Regions from separate parts of the Homo sapiens genome. Here region 2 is linked to region 1. The links are chromatin contacts, found by Hi-C or POLR2A ChIA-PET in ENCODE. All regions are on one chromosome and are shown on one strand. The core of a region is the stretch at or near the end of the contact, and the rest is flanking DNA. Distances in the headings are between cores, read along the strand shown. Region 1 holds the start of LMTK2 (lemur tyrosine kinase 2). Region 2 holds the start of CZ1P-ASNS (CZ1P-ASNS readthrough).

Evidence for each region. Hi-C counts contacts between places; a loop is a spot of excess contacts on that map. ChIA-PET counts read pairs that join two places held with the same protein, here RNA polymerase II (POLR2A). Pooled maps may share reads with other maps.
Region 2: a map of CD8-positive, alpha-beta T cell shows a loop between it and region 1 (22-fold over the local background). The contact joins the promoter of CZ1P-ASNS here to the promoter of LMTK2 in region 1. A Hi-C loop is called at or near these places in 6 of 168 maps with a recorded cell type or tissue (CD4-positive, alpha-beta memory T cell, CD8-positive, alpha-beta T cell, ascending aorta and 1 more), 6 of 37 single-sample maps with no recorded cell type and 20 of 50 pooled maps. POLR2A ChIA-PET finds 5 or more read pairs at or near these places in 6 of 52 experiments (BJ, GM12878, activated B cell and 2 more).

Annotation. Positions count from the first base shown.
Region 1 is chr7:98,104,886-98,108,845 of GRCh38, forward strand. LMTK2 (lemur tyrosine kinase 2) reads left to right here and starts at 1,977. Exons shown (of 14, transcript NM_014916.4): 1 at 1,977-2,395. The coding sequence starts at 2,293.
Region 2 is chr7:97,971,108-97,973,862 of GRCh38, forward strand. CZ1P-ASNS (CZ1P-ASNS readthrough) reads right to left here and starts at 1,251. Exons shown (of 19, transcript NR_147989.1): 1 at 1,028-1,251. It also overlaps the pseudogene CCZ1P-OR7E38P and the pseudogene CCZ1P1. RefSeq lists a silencer at 847-1,156.

The DNA.
Region 1 (3,960 bases), core at 727-3,226:
AAATAACCACTACCAGGATTATCAGGTAAGGCCTTCCTTAGGCCAGCACTACAGCAGGCAGTCACGAGCCTCCTTGCAGTACACAGTGTGGGTGTCCCTGGCTTCTCTGAACTCAAAGTGAGAAGCTTCCTGATAGAAGTAGAAGTATAGGCTAGGCGCGGTGGCTCATGCCTGTAACCCCAGCACTTTGGGAGGCCGGAGTGGGCAGATCACGAGGTCAAGAGATCGAGACCATCCTGGCCAACATGGTGAAATCCTGTCTCTACTGAAAATACAAAAATTAGCCAGGTGTGGTGGCGGGCACCTGTAGTCCCAGCTACTCAGGAGGCTGAGGCAGGAGAATCGCTTGAACCCAGGAGGCAGAGGTTGCAGTGAGCTGAGATCGCACCACTGCATTCTAGCCTGGTGACAGAGACAGACTCTGTCTCAAAGAAAAAAAAAAAAGAAGTAGAAGTACAACAGGGTGATTGTGTCTCTTTCCTAGACCTTTGCCTTCCTTACCAATTCTGCATATAATCAGCAGAAAGCCGTGAACTTTTTTTTTTTTAAGACAGAGTCTCGCTGTGTCGCCCAGGCTGGAGTGCAGCGGTGTGATCTCAGCTCACCGCAACCTCCGCCTCCTGGGTTCGAGCAATTTTCCTGCCTCAGCCTCCCAAGCAGCTGGGATTACAGGCATGCGTCACCGTGTCTGGCTAATACTTTTTGTATTTTTAGTAGAGATGGGGTATGACCATGTTGGCCAGGCTGGTCTTGAACTCCTGGTCTGAAGTGATTCACCCACCTTGGCCTCCCAAAGTGCTGAGATTACAGGTGTGAGCCACCGTGCCCAGCCAAGCCATGGACTTTTAAATTCAATGTTTCTCGTTCCAGGTATTTGTCTCCTTAGATATTTATTGGCTTGCCTCAATCATCCAACAAATATTCCCTGGGCATCATCTGTGTGTCCAGTGCTGTGTTAACATCATCGACAGCTGGCATTTAGGATGGACATTTGGGGAGTTTGGAGAATTGGGGAGGTTACACTGTTGCCAGGTGGCAAAGTCTCATCTGATAAGATTGAAATCAGCTCCTCTCATGCACACACTGAACCATAGCGCCTCTCCAGAAAAGCTTAGCATTTTCCCAACCCCCATGCCTCTGACCACTATATTACTTGTGTCTGGAGAGTGCTTTCTCTATCCTCTCTGCAGGACTGTGTTCTCACCTCACCTCTTGGTGGGGAGAAGGCCACCCCTGGGAGCTGCTCTGCCCTGGTACCTGGGACCAGGGCCATGCACCATTGCTTTAGAGAACACCTGCTCCGACCCAGGTCCTGCACCAGGGATTTCCCACCAGCTGAATCAGACACAGTTGCTGTCCTCAGGGAGCTTACAGTCACGGGTCAATAGGATACTGCAGCTAGGATAGCAGTCCACACAGGGCCAGGGCGGGGCACTAAGGAGATGACAGTCATTTCTCCTAGAGAGTCATAGATGAAGTCATATGTCAGGTGAGTCTCGACAGATGAAAGGAAGAGTGTCTGCCAGGTGGACAAGAGGCAACAGCTTGAGCTCAGGAGGTGAGTCAGTGGGTGATGCCGAGAGAGGCATTCTCTTGATCAATTCAAGTGAAAAGCCCAAAGCTGTTTGATGGCTGAGAGGATGTGTAGGTCAACTTAAGGAGAAGAGCCTAAAACAGCTCTGACAAGTAAAAAAAAAAAAAAGGCAGAAGACAAGACAGGCCTATTTTTGCATGTTATAAAACACCGAGAAAAAAATATCAGGATGATTGTCATGGTCTTCTTTACATTTTCCTGTATTTTTCAATTTAAAATAATTGTTGGTGTTACCTGCTGCCCACGCACTCCTCCGTCTGCAGGGGGCGCACCGGCCGCCACCGCTCACTCCTTCAGGATGATGGGCGGGGCCTCCTGGGCCGGTGTGGACTGACGAGTGGCTGGCCGCCCTGTCCATCACGACATCCCGCCCCCGCGCTACGTCACATGACGCAGCCCATCATGGCGGCGGGAGCGCGGCTTCCCAGGCCCGCCGCTCCGCAGGGCTGCTGGCGTTGCTGCTGTTGAGAGGCGGCGGCGGCGGCGCAGGCGGGCGGGAAGGATGGTGTTTCTGCGACTGGAGCGGCAGGTGCGGACCGGGAGCCGGACCGAGGTTTGGCAGAAGCAACGTGTGCTCGGGAGCAACCGGCGCGGGTGCCACTGAGGCAGCGGAGGGAGGCAGGATCGACTGACGGGCGAACGGACGGACGGACGGAAGGCGACTCGAGGGCCGGCCCCGGAGCCGCGCCGTGGGCGAGATGCCGGGGCCGCCGGCGTTGCGGCGGAGGCTGCTGCTGCTGCTGCTGGTCCTCCTGATCGCCGGCAGTGCTGGGGCCGCGCCACTTCCGCAAACAGGTGCAGGTGAGCGGGCCCGCGGCGGGGACGGGGCTGCGGGGTCTTCGGCGTGGAGGGGAGGGGGCGGCAGGGCCGGGCCGGCCTCGGCGCCGAGGAATCGGAGGGCCTGCCGGGGGCGGGAAGCCCAGGGAGGCGAGTGATTAGGGAGATTTCTGCCGCAGGGGCGTGGGATTTGGGGGGGCGGGAGCGAGGCGACGTCGTTGGGGCTGGGGAGGGCGGCGGGCGAGGTAGCAGCCACCGACCCCTCCCGGGATAGGCTGCGGTGCCGGCCCTGGACCTGTTGCCTTAAGATCCTCAGCTTATATCGCTTCCTGGCAGTTCAGCTTCCCTTTCCAGATGTCACCTGCCTCTTGTGCTTTTTTTTCGCATCTCATAAGAACCGTTTCTTAGCCCTAATCATACTTAAATGCAAATGACTTGGCGAGCTGTGCGGAGTTTGTTTTCGCTCCTTGCAACTTATTCTGAAGTTGTAAATTGATTTTAGACGCTGTGCTTTTTATTCGGAATGTATCTCCGGGGATGAGAAGGAAACAACTATAAATATTTCTATTTTAGGAAGCCAGTGATTAGAGTAGCAGGCGTTGAATAACTATTGACAAACTGGCTTAAGGGTGATGGAAGTTTCTATTTTAGCTAACGTCAGTGTATGATTTTCTTTTCTCCCCCCCCGCCCATTTTCTCAACATCGTTTTTATTTGGGGTTTATTTTCCTAAATAAAACTTCAACCCAAGAAAACATCCCAAGTTGGGTCATTTTTCTAAAAAGGAAAAAAAAATCTAGGCTAACTTGGCGTTATTGACTGCCGCCATTACCTTTGAAATGGGGAAAGATTGAAATTTCATACATTCATAGAATGTTAGAGTTAGAAGAGACCTTAAAGAAAATTTAGACCAATTTCTTCTTTACGTAGTAGGAGATACTGGGCATGTTGGGTCAAATGACCTACCCAGGGTGACACAGCTTCGTTGTAGGCAGAGCCCCAAAGCCAGGTCTTAGATACCCCTAGTTGTATGATTTTTTTTAAGTCTTGTAACTGTTTTGGAATACTCTCGAGGTCAAGAGTTATTTTGGAATAATGTTAATTGGGTACAGAATGTGGATGTACTGTCTCCAGTAAAGACATATTTTTCAAACAAATCTACGATGAAAGCTACATGTAATTGCTTCCAGAGCTACATCAGGGTTTGTCATTGAGTGCCCTTTAGTTGAACGTTAAATGTCCTCATTGTACCGTATAATGTAGCACTAAATTTCTGTTACTGCCTTAGATCAAATACTTGTGAGGTGAATTCTGTTTTCTGATCCGATAGATAAGAAGAGTAAATGTTATCAGATGTGTATAGGCAACCCCGGAAAGAGTCACAGGAAATGCCTGGGAAATAATGAAAGATTATGTGGAAGGATGGTGATGTTGATATTTAAAGATATTGATATTGAAAGTTAGCACTAGTATAGTGTAGTAGGTAAAGAGTATTTATATGATGGGGATTCAAGAAATTTCCAGATGACTTTACACTTAATTGGATTTTTATATATTTTGAAGTATCGATTCTTTATAGGAACCTATGTC
Region 2 (2,755 bases), core at 1-2,500, 130 kb before region 1:
CTAGAGCTAATCTGTAATACACCAATGCTTGTAAGAAATAAAGGTTTGCACATCTGCAGACACATAGCTCCCTGAAAATTAAATCCAGCCAGTTCCCAAGCATTTGAACTGACGAGTTTTTTTTTTTTTTCTTTTTCTGGAGATGGGGTCTCTGTCACCCAGGCTGTAGTGCAGTGGCCCAATTACAGCTCACCTGCAGCCTCAATCACAAGCGATCCTCTGGCCTCAGCCTCCTGAGTAGCTGGAAATACAGGTGCGTGCCACCACACCTGGCTCATTTTTCGATTTTTTTTTTTTTTTTTTTTTTTTTTTTGGTAGAGTCGGGGGTCTTGCTTTGTTGCCCAGGCTGGTCTGGAACTCCTGGCTCCAAGTAATCCTCCCATCTCGGCCTCCTAAAGTGCTGGGATTACAGGCGTGAGTTACAGCGCCCAGCCTGGACAGTCTTTAAAAGAACTCTGACTTGCTGGTAACGAAACACAGCTCCGGACATCCTTTGAGAAAGTCGCCGTCCCCACCTCAGAAAACACACACACACACACACGTGTCCCGGAACTTACACACACACACACGTGTCCCGTAACTAACTTACACACACACACACACACGTGTCCCGGAACTAATTTTCCTCATTTGGGTGAAAACTTTTACAGGGTCCTCCAGGCTTGCATCATTTGAAGGCTAGCGTCTGCCACTCTGCTTCCACGCTTCTAGTTGGGGACTACCCACTTAACAAAGCCAAGTTCAATTTTAATTTCCCAGAACTGACGCAACGCAAAGCGCAAAGAGACTGAACCTGGGGTGTGGAGTGATACAGACCTGACGGGGCTTTATTCCATAGACAGACATCGACCCAGGACCTGAAGCGGTCCCTGCCTGCTGTCAGGTCCCCGCCGCAGCCCCCGGCCCGGGCTCAGCACCTGGCACAACGCAGGCTAGGTCAGTGCCGCTCGAGGTGGGCAGAACCACAGGGCCGCCGCCCCTGGGGGGCACCGACGCCGCCCGCTCACGCGCCGCCCCCTCCGCATACCTCTCCTTCCCGCGGCCAGAAGCGCGGGTTGTAGATGAAGAAACTCAGCAGCGCCGGCAGGAACTGCTTCTCCTGGGCCGCCGAGGGCCCGCTCCCAGCCCCGGCCGCCGCTGCAGCCATCCCGGCCGGGTCCCCACCTCGGGAGCCTCCCACAGCCAGCCCAGAGAAAGCAGCCACCTGCTAGAACACCGCACTTCCGCCTCCCTCGCCACCACCCCGGAAGCGCTCGCCGCCGACCAGGAAGAAGAACCCGCCTCGCAGCGTCCTCTTCTGGCACCCCAGGGTGGCCTTGTTGTCTGTTTCCCGGCCGAGTTTGTGTTTTGCTGGCTCGCGGAGTTTTCTCCTGGCTACGGGCGAGGGTTGCGCGTTTCAGGAAAAACTGAGTGGGGCACTGTTTGTTTGTTTGTTTGTTTTTTGATAGGATCTCAGTTTGTCATCCAGTCTGGAGTGTAGCGGCGGGATCTCAGCTCACTGCAGCCTCAACCTCTGGGACTCAAGCCATCCCCCTGCCTCAGCCTCCCAAGTAGCTAGGATTACAGGGCGCGCCATCAAGGCCAGTTTTATTTTTTGTAGAGGTGGGGTCTGTGTTGCCCAGGCTGCTCTCGAACTCCTGGCTTCACATGGTCTCCCATTTCGACCTCCCAAAGTGCTCCGATTATAGGCGTGAGACACCACCGCCCAACCTGTTGTTGTTTTGGTGGTATTGTTTTTAATTTAATTTAGAGACAGGATCTCGCTTTGTCACCCGGGTTGGAGTGCAGTGGTGCCATCATAGCTCACTGCAGCCTCAACTCCCAGGCTCAAGCGATCTTCCCACCTCAGCCTGAGTAGCTGAGACCACATGCATGCACCACCATGCCCAGATAATTAAAATATATATATATATATATATATATATAGAGAGAGAGAGAGAGAGAGAGAGAGAGAGAGAGTTAGAGAGTAGAGACAGGGTCTCACTTTGTTGCCCCAGCTGGTCTCGAACTCTTGGCATCAAGGGATCCTCCTGCCTCTGTTACTGGATGGAAGGTCTTGACCGTGGATTGCCCAGGTTCTTGGCGTGTTGAACAAAGAATTGAACAAAATGCACAAAGTAGCAAAAGAACAAAGCAACGAAAAGAAACAAAAGAAAAAACCGGAGTAAGGAAGAGACAGATTTATTGAAGCGAAAGTACAATTCACACAGCAGGAGCGGGATAGAGCAAACGGTTCGATAGCACCCGTCAGGATTTTTATTAAGCTGGAAGAATTAGGTAACGCCCCTAGGTGCCCGTTAGATGCCTCCGATTGGTTACACCCTCTGAAGGATTGGCCTGTGACCAATCAGAGGCTGAAGTGGAGACTTGCGCACCACCACCCACCCCCCGCCGTCAATCAGAAGCTGTCACCCTCCCCCCGCCCCCCTCTCCGCCTGATTGACGGAATGAACACGTGGCCTCCATGCTGCCTAATCTTGCCTAGAACTGGCTGCACCTGCTGTTCTTTTGTTTCTGCCTTAACCCTTGGTTACCCTCATGCCCTATTCTGCCTCACCTGGCCTCCCAAAGTGCTGGGATTACGGATGTGAGCCACCCACACCTGGCCCATTGTTTTGTTTTTAGTTTATTTAAAAAGTATTTTATTCTAAGACAGCACTTTGCTCTGTTGTCCAGGCTGGAGTGCAGCGGCCAGATCATAGCTCACTGCAGCCTGGAACTCCTGGGCTCAAGTGATCCTCCCACCTCAGCCTCC